2 separate regions of the Homo sapiens genome follow, and region 1 is linked to region 2. A link is an interaction called in ENCODE POLR2A ChIA-PET data of the cell type or tissue named here. Cell type or tissue: Panc1. All regions are shown on one strand. Links, peaks and the distances in the headings refer to the core of each region. The heading gives the core; the rest is flanking DNA. Region 1 overlaps SPG21 (SPG21 abhydrolase domain containing, maspardin). Region 2 holds the start of RASL12 (RAS like family 12).

What was found. ChIA-PET counts read pairs that join two places held together with the same protein. Peaks named below come from ENCODE experiments on the same cell type or tissue, not always from the same donor. Only the 100,000 strongest peaks of a DNase experiment are listed, where the experiment ranks them.
Region 1: POLR2A ChIA-PET joins it to region 2 with 5 read pairs; 2 of 35 experiments call an interaction of 5 or more read pairs at or near these places.

Annotation. Positions count from the first base shown.
Region 1 is chr15:64,970,638-64,978,935 of GRCh38, reverse strand. It overlaps SPG21 (SPG21 abhydrolase domain containing, maspardin), which reads left to right. Exons shown (of 9, transcript NM_016630.7): 4 at 2,381-2,461; 5 at 4,189-4,334. Among named protein-coding and RNA genes, the nearest start is that of SPG21, 15 kb to the left of the region's middle. In Panc1, for the core only: no CTCF peak of the experiment used is centred there; no DNase peak of the experiment used is centred there.
Region 2 is chr15:65,062,934-65,071,261 of GRCh38, reverse strand. It overlaps RASL12 (RAS like family 12), which reads left to right and starts at 3,271. Exons shown (of 5, transcript NM_016563.4): 1 at 3,271-3,529; 2 at 5,989-6,045. The coding sequence starts at 3,427. In Panc1, for the core only: no CTCF peak of the experiment used is centred there; no DNase peak of the experiment used is centred there; H3K4me3 peaks cover 792 bases; H3K27me3 peaks cover 614 bases.

The DNA of each region.
Region 1 (8,298 bases), core at 1-8,000, 92 kb after region 2:
CCTTTTACACATTTCCCCAGTTTCTGCCGAACCTTTGCAAAACTGTAGTACAAAATCACAACCAGGATATTGATATTACTACAATCTACCAATCTCATTCAGGCTTCCCCAGTTCTGCTTGAACTCATTTGTTTGTATGTATTAAGTTGCATATAATTTTGTCACCTGTGTGGGCATGGATATTTATAAATTAAAGACTCCATGAAAGTATCATCCCCTTTCTTTTAGGCTATCATCTGACTCAAATTCTCAAACTTTCTGCTAGGTAGAATCAGTTCCCCATTCTTTCTTGGAATGGTGGAAGTCTTATCCACAAATAGAATTTTAATAATGAAAGTCATACATCAAATCTAAAATGATTCCATAATTCATATGGCAGTATCCATTCCAGTGATTCATCAATAACAAAATGAACCTAAGTGCTTAAACAGTAAGCCTGTTAGACGAGGTTTTTGGGGGAGTTTTTTTGTTTTTGTTTTTGTTTTTTGGAGATGGAGTCTCACTCTGTCACTCAGGCTAGAGTGCAGTAGTATGATCTCGGCTCATGCAACCTCCACCTCTCAGGCTCAAGCAATTCTCATGCCTCAGCTTCCCCAGTAGCTGGGATTACAGGTGCCTGTCACCATGCCTGGCTAATTTTTGTATTTTTTAGTAGAGATGGGGTTTCACCATGTTGTCCAGGCTGGTCTCGAACTCCTGACCTCAAGTGATTCACCCGCCTCGGCCTCCCAAAGCGCTGGGATTGCAAGCGTGAGCCACCACGCCCAGCCAGTTGGTTTTATATGTATATAAAAAAGGAATTCTTGGCCAGGCGCGGTGGCTCACGCCTGTAATCCCAGCACTTTGGGAGGCCGAGGCAGGCGGATCACAAGATCAGGAGATCGAGACCATCCTGGCTAACATGGTGAAACCCCGTCTCTACTAAAAATACAACAACAACAAAAAATTAGTCGGGTGTGGTGGCACATGCCTGTAGTCCCAGCTACTCAGGAGACTGAGGCAGGAGAATCGCTTGAACCTGGGAGGTGGAGGTTGCAGTGAGCCGAGATCGCGCCACTGCACTCCAGCCTGGGCGACAGAGCGAGACCCCAGTTCAAACAAACAAAAAAAAGGAATTCTTAGGGGACAAACCTGAGTCCCTTAGAAATGAGTTTGTGACTTGTACTTCTTTTTCCTCATCATTGCCAGCATTAATAGATAGGCTACGTATAGTCAAGTACCATACTTCTTTTGTCACAAACAGAAGTACAGTAGCCTGGCATGGTGGCTCACACCCGTAATCCCAGCACTTTGGGAAGTTAAGGCAGTTATATTGCTTGAGGCAGGCAAATCGCTTGAGCCCAGGAGTTCAAGACCAGCCTGGGCAACGTGGCAAAACCCCATTTCTACAAAAAAGTATACATATAAAAATTAGCCAGGCATGGTGGTGCATGCCTGTGATTCCAGCTACCGGGGGGCTGAGGTGGGAGAATCGCTTGCACCCAAGAGGTTGTGGCTGCAGTGAGCTACAATCGTGCCAATGCACTCCAGCCTGGGTGAGAGAGAGTGAGACCCTATCACAAAAACAAACAAGCTGGGTGGAGTGACTCACGCCTAAAATTCCAACACTTTGGGAGGCCAAGGCAGTTAGATCACTTGAGGTCAGGAGTTCGAGACTAGCCTGGCCAACATGGCAAAACTGTGTCTGTACTAAAAATACAAAAATCAGCTGGGTGTGGTGGTGGACATCTGTAATCTCAGCTACTCAGGAGGCTGAGGTAGGAGAATCGTTCAAACCCGGGAGGCGGAGGTGGCATGAGTCGAGATCGCGCCGCTGCACTCCAGCCTGGGCAACAGAGGAGACTCTGTCTCAAGAAACAAACAGACACCCCAAAGTACAATAAATGAAATAGAGTAACTAAGTCATTTAAAAGAAGAGGAACAATTTTACTGAATACCCTCTTAAAGAAATGCTACCAAAAAGAGAGGAAGCTCTCCTTAGAACAAATTTTGTTTCCATCTCTCCTGAGCCATAATTCTGAATGAAATTAGATTTAAGAGAAAACGGTATTTCTTTACTGGAATGGGTTCTGCTGTATTCATCCTTGAACCCCAGACTTTTTCAGCTATTTAGAAAGGAAATTGATGGGAATTGAAATTGTTACTCACGTAATATCATTAGAGTGTGCTTACTTTTTATACTCTTTTAATTTGGTCTGTTAGAAAAATGTGAAATATGAAGTTTAGTAAAAAGTGAGAGCTTATTTTTACATATTTTGAATAAGGAGCAGCGCTTGAGCAAACGAGAAATGTCAGTGTTTGAGTCCTAAGTTTTTCAAATACGTGAGTTGCATTTTTACTTTTATGATTTTTAAAAATAAAATTATCGTTATTATTTCAGTTGCAGTATCCAGTTTATTGGGACCATCTCGAGTTCTGTGATGGATTCAGAAAACTTTTAGACCATTTACAATTGGATAAAGTGAGTACCCTGAAACTAATTACATACATACAATTTTTTTTTTATTTTTTGAGATGAAGTCTCACTCTGTCACCCAGGCTGGAGTGCAGTGGCGCGATCTCGGCTCACCGCAACCTCCACCTCCCGGATTCAAGTGATTCTCCTGCCTCAGTCTCCAAAATAGCTGGGATTACAGGCGTGTGCCACCATGCCCGGCTAGTTTTTGTATTTTTAGTAAAGATGGGGTTTCGCCAGGTTGGCCAGGCTGCTCTCAAACTCCTGACCTCAAGTGATCCGCCCGCCTCAGCCTCCCTAAGTGCTGGGATTACAGGCGTGAGCCACCGTGCCGAGCCCTCTTTTATTTTTTAATAATAGCTTTATTGCAACATAATTCATATACCATATAATTTACCCTTTTAAGTATACAGTTCCATGTTTTTCAGTATACTCCCAGGTATGTGCAACCATCACTGCAGTCAATGTTTTATAATTTTTTTAATGCCAAAAACCTCATATTCATTAGCAGTCGGTCCTCATCTTCCCCCCTACTAGCCCTGCAACCTAATTTATTTTTATCTCTATGGATTTGCCTATTCTAGATATTTTACATAAGTGGAATCGTATCATATGTGGTCTTTTTGACTGGCTTTTTTTATTTAGCATTGTGAGTTTAAGGTTCATTCATGTTGAAGCCGGAATCAATACTTCGTTTCTCTTTACAGTTAAATCATATTTTTATAAATATGCCATATCTTGTTTAACGATTCATCAGCTGATGCACATTTGGGTTGTTTTTACCCTTTGGATATCATGAATAATGCTGCCATGAACATTCATGTACAAGTTTTTGTGTTGACATATGTTTTCAGTTCTCTTAGGTATGTGTTTAGGGGTGGAATTACTGAATCACAGTTTTCTTAGACATAAACCACTAAGTGGTTTTGAGTTTTTTCTTTTTTTTTTTTTTTGAGACAGGCTTTCACTTTGTTGCCCAGGCTGGAGTGCGGTGGTGCAATCATGGCTCACTGCAGCCTCAACCTTTTGGGCTCAAGCGATCCTCCCACCTCAACCTCCCAAGTAGCTAGGACTCTAGGCACGTACCACCATGCCTGGCTAATTTTTGTATTTTTAGTATACAGGCCTTTTCCATATTTCCCTAGCTTGGTTTTGTTGGTTTCTTTTTTTCTTTTCTTTTTTTTTTTTTTTTTAAGACGGAGTCTCGCTCTGTTGCCCAGGCTGGAGTGCAGTGGTGCGATCTTGGCTCACTGCAACCTCCGCCTGCCAGGTTCAAGCGATTCTGCTGCCTCAGCCTCCCGAGTAGCTGGGACTACAGGCACGCACCACCATGCCTGGCTAGTTTTTTTGTATTTTTAGTAGAGACGGTTTCACCATGCTGGCTAGGCTGGTCTCGAACTCCTGACCTCGTGATCTGCCTGCCTCGGCCTCCCAAAGTGCTGGGATTACAGGTGTGAGCCACCGTGCCTGGACTGGTTTTGTTTTCTAATGCAATCTGTGAATGATATTTTTTTTAATTATATAACTTGGATGCCAAGTTGTATTATCTTGATGGACTGTATAAATTGCATTTAAATACAATATTTTCTAAATTTCTAGCTGCTGTAAATATTTTAGTCTATTGGCTAGTGATAACATATTCTGTGGTTAGTGATAATTGAAGCAACTTTTTAATACTCAGGTTCAAGATTGATCAGTATTTCAGAATCTGCCTTATATTTGTTTATAATTAGGTTCATCTTTTTGGCGCTTCTTTGGGAGGCTTTTTGGCCCAGAAATTTGCTGAATACACTCACAAATCTCCTAGAGTCCATTCCCTAATCCTCTGCAATTCCTTCAGTGACACCTCTATCTTCAACCAAACTTGGACTGCAAACAGGTAAGAACAAAATTACTTTTTTTGTTCAGTGAAATTTTGAAAATGTTGGCTTTTGAGTGTTTGGTACATTAGGAAGGGAAGACTTATATCTACTTCTATATTCTGCAACTTCCTTGGCTTTTTTTTTGAGACAGAGTCTTGCTCTGTCACCCAGGCTGAAGTGCAGTGGTGCAATCACAGCTTACTGCAGCCTTTATTTCCCAGGCTCAAGCGATCCTCCTACCTCAGCCTCCCAAGTAGCTGGAACTACAGGCAGGCATGCATGGCACCACACCTGGTTAATTTCTGTATATTTTTGTACAGATGAGGTTTTGCCATGTTGTCCCATGCTGGTCTCTAACTCCCGGGCTCAAGCCATCTGCCCACCTTGGCCTCCCAAAGTTCTGGGATTACAGGCATGAGCCACTGTGCCCGGCTCTTTCTTGGCTTTTAAAATTAGAAACAATTACCTTTGCAAAAGGAAAGAATTGAATGAACTCTAAATTCAGCTTTTTTTATTACCTTAAATTTTTAAATTTTGTTTAATATTCATTAATATACTTTTGCTGTTTTTATTCAGTATTTCTATGTAACTAATACCATGTTCTGTTTATCCCACTTATTATTATGTGTAAACAGTTCCGTGTATTGACTGACATAGTTTTATTAGGCATTTGGCTTTTCCCAATTCTTCATCACATTCTACAGTAAATCTTTGTACAAATTACTGGGTTTTTTCCCTTTCCAATTTATTTCCTTGAGATATGTTCTCCAAATGGAAAGAATAGAGCATTTGGTCTGTCAACAGATGTTCTGCACATCATGACCCTTGATATTAGTCTGTTCTTCCAAAAGATAGAAATGGTGGAAATGAGGCTGGGTGCGGTGGCTCACACCTGTAATCCCAGCACTTTGGGAGGCCGAGGCGGCCGGATCACCTGAGGTCGGGAGTTCGAGACCAGCCTGACCAACGTGGAGAAACCCTGTCTACTAAAAATACAAAATTAGCTGGGCAAGGTGGCACATGCCTATAATCCCAGCTACTCAGGAGGCTGAGGCAGGAGAATCACTTGAACCCAGGATGCGGAGGTTGTGGTGAGCCGAGATCACGCCATTGCACTCCAGCCTAGGCAACAGGAGCGAAACTCCATCTCAAAAAAAAAACAAACCAAAAACAAAATGGTGGAAATGCTTTGGGTGCAGCCAGTGGGGTACTTGTTTCCTAGGAGCCATCCTTTCATTGATTTTATCATTTTAAGTAATTGGTAGGTATCTATGATGCCATACAGCTGGCTTACTGTGCACTTCTTTCATTGCTGGCAAGGCGAGGCTCTAGCCTTAAAATAAAGCCCAGTGGCCAGGTGTGATGGCTCATGCCGTACTCCCAACACTTTGGGAGGCCAAGACAGGAGGATCACTTCAGGCCAAGAGTTTGAAACCAGCCTGAGCAACATAGTGAGACCCCATCTCTACAAATAACAATAATAATAAATTAGCCAGGTATCATGGTATGCACCTGCAGTCCTAGCTACTCAGGAGGCTGAGGCAGGAGGATCGCTTGAGCCCAAGAGTTCAAGGCTGCAGTGAGCCACAACTGTGCCTCTGTACTCCAGGCTGGGTGACAGAGCAAGACCCTACTTCAAAAAAAAAGCCCAGTGAGTAAACACATCTGTATGATCAGTGTTTTCAAATAATGTATAGGGAAATATCGTTTTCACATCTACTTAAAATTGCACTCTGATATTTTTTAGTTTTTTTTGTTGTTGTTTGTTTTTTTGTTTGTTTGTTTTTGAGATGGAGTCTCGCTCTGTCGCCCAGGCTGGAGTGCAGTGGCACGATCTCAGCTCACTGCAAGCTCTGCCTCCCAGGTTCACGCCATTCTCCTGCCTCAGCCTCCCGAATAGCTGGGACTACAGGCGCCCGCCACCATGCCTGGCTAATTTTTTATGTTTTTAGTAGAGACGGGGTTTCACCGTGTTCACCAGTATGGTCTCGATCTCCTGACCTCGTGATCCGCCCGCCTCAGCCTCCCAAAGTGCTGGGATTACAGGCATGAGCCACTGTGCCCAGCTATTTTTTAGTTTTTCTGATGTTATCTTAGTAATTACTCAGCATTCATGCAACAATTTCTTGTATACATTAGCTACTTTACAAATCCTTCCCGTCCAGATAATGCACTAAATAATGCTCATTATTTTTGGTGATTTTTATTGCTGTTCTAATTGTTAGAATGCCAAGACAGCCCCCATTCAGTTTGTGCTCTGGCACATCAGCTGCTTATTGTCAAATATCTGAGTGCTTACTGTGTGCCACACACTGAGGATCCAGGAGTGAGCAAAGTCAACAGGGTCCACCCCTTACAGAGCGTACTTAGACCTCATCACCTTCAAAAGATAAGAAAGTGATGGGGCTGGGAGAGAACTTAGAAAGTTAACTGGAAGGTGACCTAGTGGTCCTTTTGAGGGAAGCTCAACTTCCAGCAAGGCTGTCCCAGTGGTAATAAGCATCAGAAGGTAGTTTGCACCTCATCTAAGTAATTTTCGTCATAGGTTTACAGAAATTAGTGTTTGCCCTCCATGATGGCTCTTAACAGTTGAAATTAATGGAATAAATATAAACTAAAGATCATATATAGAAATCCGTAAAGATCTGACCAGTCACAGTGGCTCACACCTGTAATCCCAGCACTTTGGGAGGCAGAGGTAAGAGCATTGCTTGAGTCCAGGAGTTCTAGACCAGCCTGGGCAACAGAGCAAGATCCTGTCTCTACAGAAAAAAAATTTTCTTTTTTGAGATGGGAGTCTCGCTCTGTTGCCCAGGCTGGAGTGCAGTGGCACGTTCTCACTGCAGCCTCTGCCCCCCAGGTTCAAGTGATTCTCCTGCCTCAGCCTCCCAAGTAGCTGGGATTACAGGCGCTGGCCACCGCCCCTGGCTAATTTTTGTATTTTTAGTAGAGACGGGGTTTCACCATCTTGGCCAGGCTGGTCTTGAACTCCTGACCTTGTGATCACCCACCTTGGCCTCCCAAAGTTCTGGATTACAGGCATGAGCCATTGCGCCTGGCTCAGTAAATTTTTTTTTTTGGAGACGGAGTCTGGCTCTGTCGCCCAGGCTGGAGTGCCATGGCACGATCTTGGCTCACTGCAAGCTCCATCTCCTGGGTTCACGCCATTCTCCTGCCTCAGCCTCCCGAGTAGCTGGGACTACAGGCGCCCGCCACCAAGCCCGGCTAATTTTTAGTATTTTTAGTGGAGACGGGGTTTCACCGTGTTAGCCAGGATGGTCTCAATCTCCTGACCTCGTGATCTGCCCACCTTGGCCTCCCAAAGTGCTGGGATTACAGGCATGAGCCACCGTGCCTGGCCCCGGCTCCCCCAGCTCAGTAAATTTTTAAAAAATTAGTCAGGCCTGGTGGTACGAGCCCGTAGTCCCAGCTACTCGGGAGGCCAAGGTAGAAGGATCACTTGATAGGAGTTTGAGGCTACAGTGAGCTATGATCACAATACTGCACTTCAGCCTGGGCAACAGAGTGAGACCCTGTCTCTAAAAGTTTTTTTTTAAATTTTTTAATTAAAAAATAAAAAGAGGCCAGGAGTGGCTCACGCCTGTGATCCCAGCACTGTGGGAGGCTGAGGTGGGTGGATCACTTGAGGCCAGGAGTTCACCACCAGTCTGGCCAACATTGCAAAAGCTCATCTTTACTAAAAATACAGAAGTTAGCCGGGCGTGGTGGCATGTGCCTGTAGTCGCAGCTACTCGAAAGGCTGAGGCATGAGAATTGCTTGAGCCCGGGAGGCAGAGGTTGCACCCAGCCGAGATCATGCCACTGTACTTCCAGCATGGGTAACTGACTGAGACTCTGTCTCAAAAAATAATAACAATAATAAATTTAAAAAATAAATCTATAAATATCAATTTGCCTTGAATTAGCCAAGTTGAATCTAATAGTAGCAAATTTGGGGAGGTGCAATAGCTTTCATATTGG
Region 2 (8,328 bases), core at 123-8,122:
AGCCTGCCTCAGACTCTGAGCCTTTCTAGAGCACAGACCCAGTGTTGTTTATCCCTGTATTCACAACGATGGGCATACAGTAGGCGTCTGTTAAGTAGACTCTCTGGGGCGCTAACCTGTGGGAGTCTCCAGTCTGATAGAGAAGATATAACCCTTGCCCCTGGGAGACACCCCCACTCTCTGAAGTCTGATGGGAACGCCCTGGCCCTTGCCACTTATGCACATAGATGTTTCTGCACATAGGGTAGTGAGTGGCTTGTACTGCCTGGACCTAGAGGAGGAAGAGCACTGGACTGGGAGTCAGGACTCCTGCCTGGGCTCTGATGCTGGTGCCACCACTGACTTACAAAAGCTACCCAAACTCTTCAGGCTACAGTGCTTCATCTGTAAAGTGGAATTTGAATCTGCCTTCTAAGGTTCTGTTCCCCTTTGACATGTGAATTTATCATTCGACAACCACAGAAGTGGTTGTCATGTTGTGCCTCCAGAAGAGGCAACCACATCGCGAAAGGGTACCAAAAGCTTAGCTTTATATGAAAGGGCTCCTGGGGGTTGGGTGGCAAGGGTAGGTCCTGCCGTCAGGAAAACCTCACAGGCCCTACGTGTCTAGACCTATATTTGCTCCAGTCGTTCACTCCAGAGGTATCTATTGAGCACCTGCTGCATGCCCACTGCTGGGCCTGGTGCCACATCCTCTAGATTTTGAGTGCCTGGGGGCCTCCTATGAGACCCTTGATGAGGGTTGGGGGTAGAGGGTAAGGAGAGTTGGGTTACCTGCCCTAGCAGAATAACCTCTCTCTTGATCTGAAGTGTACAAACTTCTGGTCACTAAACGGTTATGACTTCTTTGTAGGTGGATGAGAAATGTGTGCTATTTATATCCAGAGGAGTAGACAGAACTAACCTCCACTTCCTTGGGCCATGGGCCAAGCTCTGGATAGGACACATGTTATCTAATATACTTATTGATATTGTCCCTGTTTTATTTTATTTTGAGACAAGGTCTCACTCTGTCACCCAGGCAGGAGTGCAGTGGCACAAATACAGCTTATTGCAGCCTCCATCTCCTGGGCTGAAGCTATCTTCCCACCTTGGCCTCCCATGTAGCTGGGACTATAGTTGCATGCCAACATACCCAGCTAATTTTTTTATATGCGTCTGTAGAGACAGGGTTTCACCATGTTGCCCAGGTTTGTCCCTATTTTGAAGATGAGGAACAGAGACCCAGAAGGGCAAAGTAGTTTATTCCAGGGTCTGACAGTAGCAGCCCCTGGGTGAGGAAACTGGGGATGGAGAAAAGGATAGGTCGCAGCCATGAGGTGGGCACTGTTTTCCTCCCAAGCCTCAGAGAAGGGGCAGACTTTGAGCAATGAGCTGTCACAGTTGAGGGCCCCAGTAACCAGGTGGCCACCAGCTCAAATAATCTCTGAACTGGAAGAGAATTAAGGGTCATCTTACTGCAACATTCGAGTCATGAAGGCGTCTCTTCTCTAACACTTCCTTGACGTGGTCACTCCCTTGGTTGCTGCCAGTGTCAGGGGAGAGGGGTTGAGTTCCACCAAAGACAGTCCCTTCTAACTATGGACAGTCAGATGGTTACAGAGTTCACCCTCAGACTGAGCTAGAATCTTGCAGCTCCCATCTCCTGGTTGGTCAAGTTTTAAAGATGAGGAAACAGACCACATAGAGGTCAAGTAACATCCCAGCATCACACAAGCTGAGAAGTAGCAGAGCTTAAGTTTACATGCAGTTGGGCCCGTGCAGGCCCACAGTTAGCCCTGCCTCCAGCAGTTGTCCATTGAGATTGGTTCTATCCCCAAAGGCCCCATCTGGAACCAGTCTGTCTTCACAGAATGGGGCCAGCCCAGGGATGTGACTGGAACTTGGCTCCCACTTTCTCAACTCCTACAACTCAAAGGAAAACCCTTGGCCATTAGCTGTGTGACTAATTCTGGCCTGAGAGTGTAATCTAAACAAATTCCACCCACTACCTTAATAACACAGCTGGTTTACCATGATTTCCCCAAAACACAACTAGGCTGAGTCAATATTCATGTCCTGGCCAGGAAAATAATTGTTCTTCTTTGAAGAGTCGTTATTACCATCCAGCTCTGACCCTGGGCCCTGCCTGCACACCTGGTTTTCCATGGTTCCTCTGTGGGTGGGTGGGTAGATGAGTTAACCATCTGCGGGAAGGGGAAGGAGAAGGGCTGCCGTGAGAGGTCTCTGAGGCTCCCATGCCTTTCCCTGCTCTAACCTGGAGCGTACTCCAGAAGAGATGCCTCACAGGGTTCTAGAATGTACGCAGGCCTGGAGCCCAGGGCTGATTCTGTCACTCTCTATTTTGCTTCATTTTCCCCTTCCTTCAGTATTTATATATGGGGACACCGAAGCCCAAAGAAGCAAGGTGACTTGCCCAAGATTACTCTAGGGCAGGAGCTAGCACTAGATCCTAAGTGTCCAGGTTCGTGGTGTGGGCCCTTTGCCCTGTCTTTGGTATGACCAGATTTACCCTGAGTCCCAAGGGGAATGACCAGGGGACCCCTGCCAGGCTCACCACCAATCCCAGAATTGCTGTAGGCAAGAGGCAGTGCCAGGTTTTAGAACAAACACCCCATTTACACAACAGGCCACAAACACATGCAACTCATTAGCTCCCATTAGGGAGAGACAGTAATTCAGAATGGATTAGGTTTCTTGAAGCTGAACCCATATTGGCCCTGAAATCTTAGTGAGGGGTTCTCTCCGCCCCGCCCCCTCTCCCAGAAGCCTGGGTTCCGAATGGGTTCTGCAGTGAGGCCTCTAGAGTCTCCACAGCAAAGGGCAGAATAATGTGATTGGGGATATAGAGTGCCAAGGCTGAGCTAAAGAAAGGGCAAGGCTTGGAATTGAACCCAGGAAGCTTCCTGGAGGAGGAGGCGGGGCTGGCTTGGTAGAACAAAGGGAGGGGTGGATTTTCTTGCTGGTGAAAAGAGATTGAGTGGGAGGTTCAGGGAAGAGTGCAAACATCCTTCCCCTCTCTCCCCCTAGCCCTGGGGCTCCTTCTCTGCTCCTTCCCGGCCGGGTTTGGGGGCGCTCGGGAGGGTGACGGCAGGGTCCTCGAGGCCCAGCCCGGCGGTGGGGGCGCGGCCGGCAGGAGCTCCCTCCCTGCTCCAGGAGCCGGCTGAGCGCGCCCCGCGGGGGGCTCCGCAGCCCTTACAAGGAATTTGGTGGCGCTTGGGGTGGCCCCGCCCGCCAGGCTCCACCGGCCCCTCCTCCCCGCGGGGTGGCAGCCCGCTGGACGCGGGGCCGAGGGCGCGGACGCCGACGGGTCCGGGGCCGCGCGCTCCAGGGAAGCCTGCATCCCGCTCCCCTGGGCCCCGACGGGCGGGCGCACTGCGCGGGGCCCACCGGCCGCAGACCTGCGTGGCCGTCCAGGGCGTCGCCATGTCCTCGGTGTTTGGAAAACCCCGCGCGGGCAGCGGGCCTCAGAGCGCGCCCCTCGAGGTCAACCTGGCCATCCTGGGGCGCCGCGGGGCTGGCAAGTCTGGTGAGTGGCGCCGGGGAGCCTGAGCCGCCAAGTGCGGAGCTGGGCGTGGGTGGGGGGACAGTGGGCTGTGCTCTTGGGGGCAGGTTCTTCCACTGGCTTGGGGAGCTTCCTTCACCCAGGAGGGTCGCACAAGACACCGTGATTTTCTTTGCCTCAGTTTCCCTGTTGCCGGGCTTTCTCTTCTCTCGGCTTTGTGCTCAGCTCCACCATCTCTGTCTTCTGTTCCCTGCCTGCCTCTTCCCTTTGTGTCTTCCCACTGTCTCTGTCCTCCGTATCAGTGACCCCTGCTGTCTCTCCCCTCTCTCTTGTGTGTCTCGGAGTCCTTTACTGGTCGGTCTCCCCTGCCACCAACCTTCCAACCCCCACCCCTATGACCTACCCTGGGGCCAGCAGTCAGTCCTGGCGACTGGCTTCAAAGGGACCTGTTGGGCACTGATCCCCCTACCCAAGGCGCCTCTTTGAGCTTAGTCGCAGCCTTGCTACTCCCTGATTAGGCTTGGGGGAAGACTTCCCGTCCAACCCCTCCCCCTCCACACCCCCTCCCCGTAGAAGGGAGCTGGTGAAGTCACTAGCTGTTGAGATTTCTCAGGGAAGGTCCACTCCCCCACTCCCACCCCCATTCCCTGGGATTCTGGGACAAGTTGTGCATTCTTATCAAATGTGTTCGTTTCAAGCCAGACCCCTCTCAACTTTCTGGAAACACATTGGGTTATGGTTCCAGGTGCATGGGATTGTCCTTGATGAGCCAAGATCTTGGGCTTCCATTGAGATAATTTGTGTCAACACTGAACTATGCCACTCCTGGCTGGCTGAAGGAGGGAGGGCAGAAGGGGTCCTCCACTGGCTGTTTTTCCAGTTTTAGCCGTTAGTGATGGCCAACCCAAGCTCAGCTGGCTGTGGGTTTCCTCCCCAGAGTGTTCTGTAAGACTCACTGGGGGCCTACTCTCTGATTTTGAAGCCAGCCCCACCCCCAGAGAGGGGACTCTGAATCTGGTTTTCCTACAGAAGGGATTACCCTCTTCCTTTGAAAGATTTGCCCTTTGAAAATCAGATTGTTATCCGTAGCTCTGTAACCGGTACCGTTTAGCCAGTGACTACATAAAAGAAAGAATTTAAATTTTAAAATATGTATTCCCTGGGTATTAGTTTGCAAACTGACACCGTTAGGAATCCTAGGAAAGAATTTTAAGGATTTTATTCACAATGTCACTTTTTTTTTTTTAAGACAGTGTCTCTGTCACTCAGGCTGGAGTACAATGGCGCGATCATGACTCACTATAGCCTCAAACTCCTGAGCTCAAGTGATCTTCCCTCTCAGCCTCCTGAGTAGCTAGGACTACAGGCATACCACCATGCCTGGTTAATTTTTCAATTTTTTTAGAGATAACAGTGTCACTGCATTGCCCAGGCTGGTCTCAATCCCAAAGCACTGGAATTACAGGCATCCCATTACTTTTCTTTCTTTCTTTTTTCTTTTTCTTTCTTTCTTTCTATCTTTCTGTCTTTGTTTCTTTCTCTTTTCTTCCTTCCTTTTTCTCTTTCTCTTTTCCCTCCCTCCCTCCTTCCCTTCATCCCTCTCTTCTTCTTTCTTTTTTTTCTTTCTTCTTTCTCTCTCTTTCTTCTTTCTTTCTCTTTCCTTCTCTTTCTTTTATTCTCTCTCTTCTCTACTCTTCTCTTCTCTTCTCTTCTCTACTCTTCTCTTCTCTTCTCTTTTCTTTTCTTTCTTTCCAAACAAGCAGTAGCGAACATTACTTTTTGAGGGTCCAGTATAGTAGTTGGCTGGTCTTTGCTTTATATGGCTACACTCTGAACCAAAGAGAGCTTAATTCTTGAGTTTTACATTCTGCTGAGATATCCATGATGAGTGTAGAGGCCCCAGAGAAAGCCAAGACTTGCGATGTGGGAGACCAGGACCAGAGTGTGTTTCTTCGGGACACAGACCTCACCTGGACCTTACCTGGAAAGCCCAGGCACTTGGGGATTTATACCCTTCCCAAAGATCAACCACTGCAATCAACTCTGCTCTTCCTGTGTTTTTGGCTTGTAGCTAAAGCCTGGAGTAAATAGCCCCACACTTCAGAATCTCTGTGACTTGTCCGGGGTGGGCGACACCTCCCTTCAGTTGAGGTTTCACCAGGCTGACTCTAGGGTAATGGTTGCATGGGTCCTGACCCCTGAGTTCATACCTTCCAAACACCCCTTAGGCTTGCCACTCATTGCTTTCCTTGCCATTAAAAAAAATTCCCACGGTGCAATTAGAGGCACTTGGCTCCCCGTAGTTCTGGTTTCCTTCTGAGCCTTTCAAACCAATTCCTCAGTTCCCTAGCTTCATTCTCTGGGAGAGCTGAGCTTGGTGTCAGCCGGGGATCACAGAGGTTAGATAAGGCCTCCCTTAAACGAGGGGCCAGCAGCTAGACATGGCCGCGGAGATGGAGCCAACCTCTTTCTGCTTCTTGCAGCCCTGACCGTGAAGTTTCTGACCAAGAGGTTTATCAGTGAATATGACCCCAACTTGGGTAAGAAACTACTCCCCGTACCTTCTGCTGCCTGTGCCCCATCTGGAGTGCTCTCCTGGGACCCACCCCGTGGGTGGGCACTGACCAGGACTGCATGTCTGGGGACAGAAGGGAGAAGCCGCCAGGATGACCCAGCCCATGGGGGAAAATGTTTTAAGTGTCAGAAATACCCCTTCCACAGCCCACCCCAGACAACTGGGGGGTTGGCCTAATTCACAGAACTAAGAGAGGCTGATTTACCCTAAAATATGAGGTGTGAAAAAACTTTAAAAAATAAAAATAAACATAGCAAGACATCCACATCCAAACAGGTATTATTCTTGGGCCGGGTGCGGTGGCTAATGCCTGTAATCTCAGCACTTTGGGAGGCTGAGGTGGGTGGATCACCTGAGGTCAGGAGTTAATGACCAGCCTGGCCAACATGGTGAAACTCCGTCTCTAAAAATACAAAAATTAGCTGGGCATAGTGGTGTGTGCCTGTAATCCCAGCTTCTAGGGAGGCTGAGGCAGGAGAACTGCTTGAACCCGGGAGGCGGAGATTGCAGTGAGCCAAGGTCGTGCCACTGCACTCCAGCCTGGGCGACAGAGGGAAACTCTGTCTAAAAAAAAAAAAAACTCAAAAACAAATAGGTATTATTCTTCAAGATGGTCACTCAGTGTTCTCTTCCAGAAAACCTGGGCAGGACATTCGAGAAATTCTCTAGTGGTGCTGGCTTCTGAACCAGTTTTTTAACCGTATGAGAAAACAACTGTTGTTTTCATCGCTGCATCATGGTATATTGGAAAAAGGAACGTTTCGGTGTCAGTCAGAGCTGGGTTTGAATCCTACCTGGCTCTGCTCCTTATTGGCAACCTTGAGCCAGTCAGCTAACCTCTCTGAGCTACTGTTTCCTCATCTGTAAAATGGGCATTAAAAAATAGTTAGAGAATTGCTGTGAGGATTAAAGAAATAGCACATGTAAAAGATCCAGCCTAGTACTTGACCCACAGTAGGCACTCAATGCATTTTTGCTTTTCCTTCCTCCTCAAATGGATTCCCATACACAATAGCTTAGATTCCCTTCTAAAACAAATCAAAGCAGGATTTTATTAGTATAAATGTTGCTTAAAGCTCACATGTATAACATTTGTCTATTGTAAACTGTTCACTGAGAGCCATAAGGTGTCTGGATGATCTTAGCCTTTAGAAAATGGGTGTTGCAGTCTTGGATTATTTTCCCCATTCATAAAAATCAATTAAAGCATTCATGGGACCCCTGAGAGCCCTCCAAAGAAGCCCAAGGCTTTGTGACACAGTGGAAACCCCCTGCGCTCCCTGCAGCAGGCCCCTGATCCAGCGCTCCTGCCGCACCTGGAGGGGAGAGCTCCTTACCCTAGTGGTGCCCAGCCCCTTAGTTCAGGCTGGAGTCCAGCACCAGTGTTGCAGCAGGCAGAGACATCAGGGCTATTTAGTCCCCTTGTTTAAAAAAGCTTTTCCTTAGGTAGCAGAATCCCTTCTTCCAGATTTTAAACAGAACCCCAGGGTGTCAAACAGAGAGAGCAAAGGGGTTCCCATGGGTAAGTCAGGGATGCAGGGCAGGTGACATGGTGACAGTCCCTAAGAGATTTGTTCCTCGAAGCTCTGCTTGACCCCCGGTGCCTTGGCACAGCCCTTCAGTGCTACAGTGGAGGAAACAGGCCCAAGGAGCTGAAGACTCTGGGCCAAGGTCACCCAGAGGAGGCCCTTTGATTAGCAGAGGTCAGCTCCAGAGAGAGGAGGACACAGGATGCAATGGTGCACTGGCCGGCGAGGTGTTGGAAGAGGCCAGAGCATGGAATAGAGATGGGGTGGAGAAACTGAGGACAGAGGTGAGGTGGGAGGACAGGAAGGAAAGGCACACAAGCAGACACAGTGTCTGGGAAAGGACAAGGGGAATTCCCAAGGGCAGGGACTCAAAAGACATATTCGGCCTAATTCAAATATTGCATGGGTCATGCTTATACCAAAAATTATTCCTTTTTTTTTTTTGAGATTCAGATTTAACTGGGCATCTTGTATTTTTCCTGGCATCTCACCTCCAGTCTGTCTTCCTCCCTGCCTTCCAATCGATACTGTCACAGGGTGCCACCGGATGAGCCTATTAGGGTGGTGGTTTGAGCCTCCTGATTGAATAATTTTGGAGTTCTGACCTGGTAGTGGAATGCGTGGGCAGACTGTCTGGGAAGTGGGCAGCCCCACAATGGTCAGTCCCCTTGGTCTGTGGTCTCTCACACTACACTGACAGCCCACGAGTCAGAGAGCCA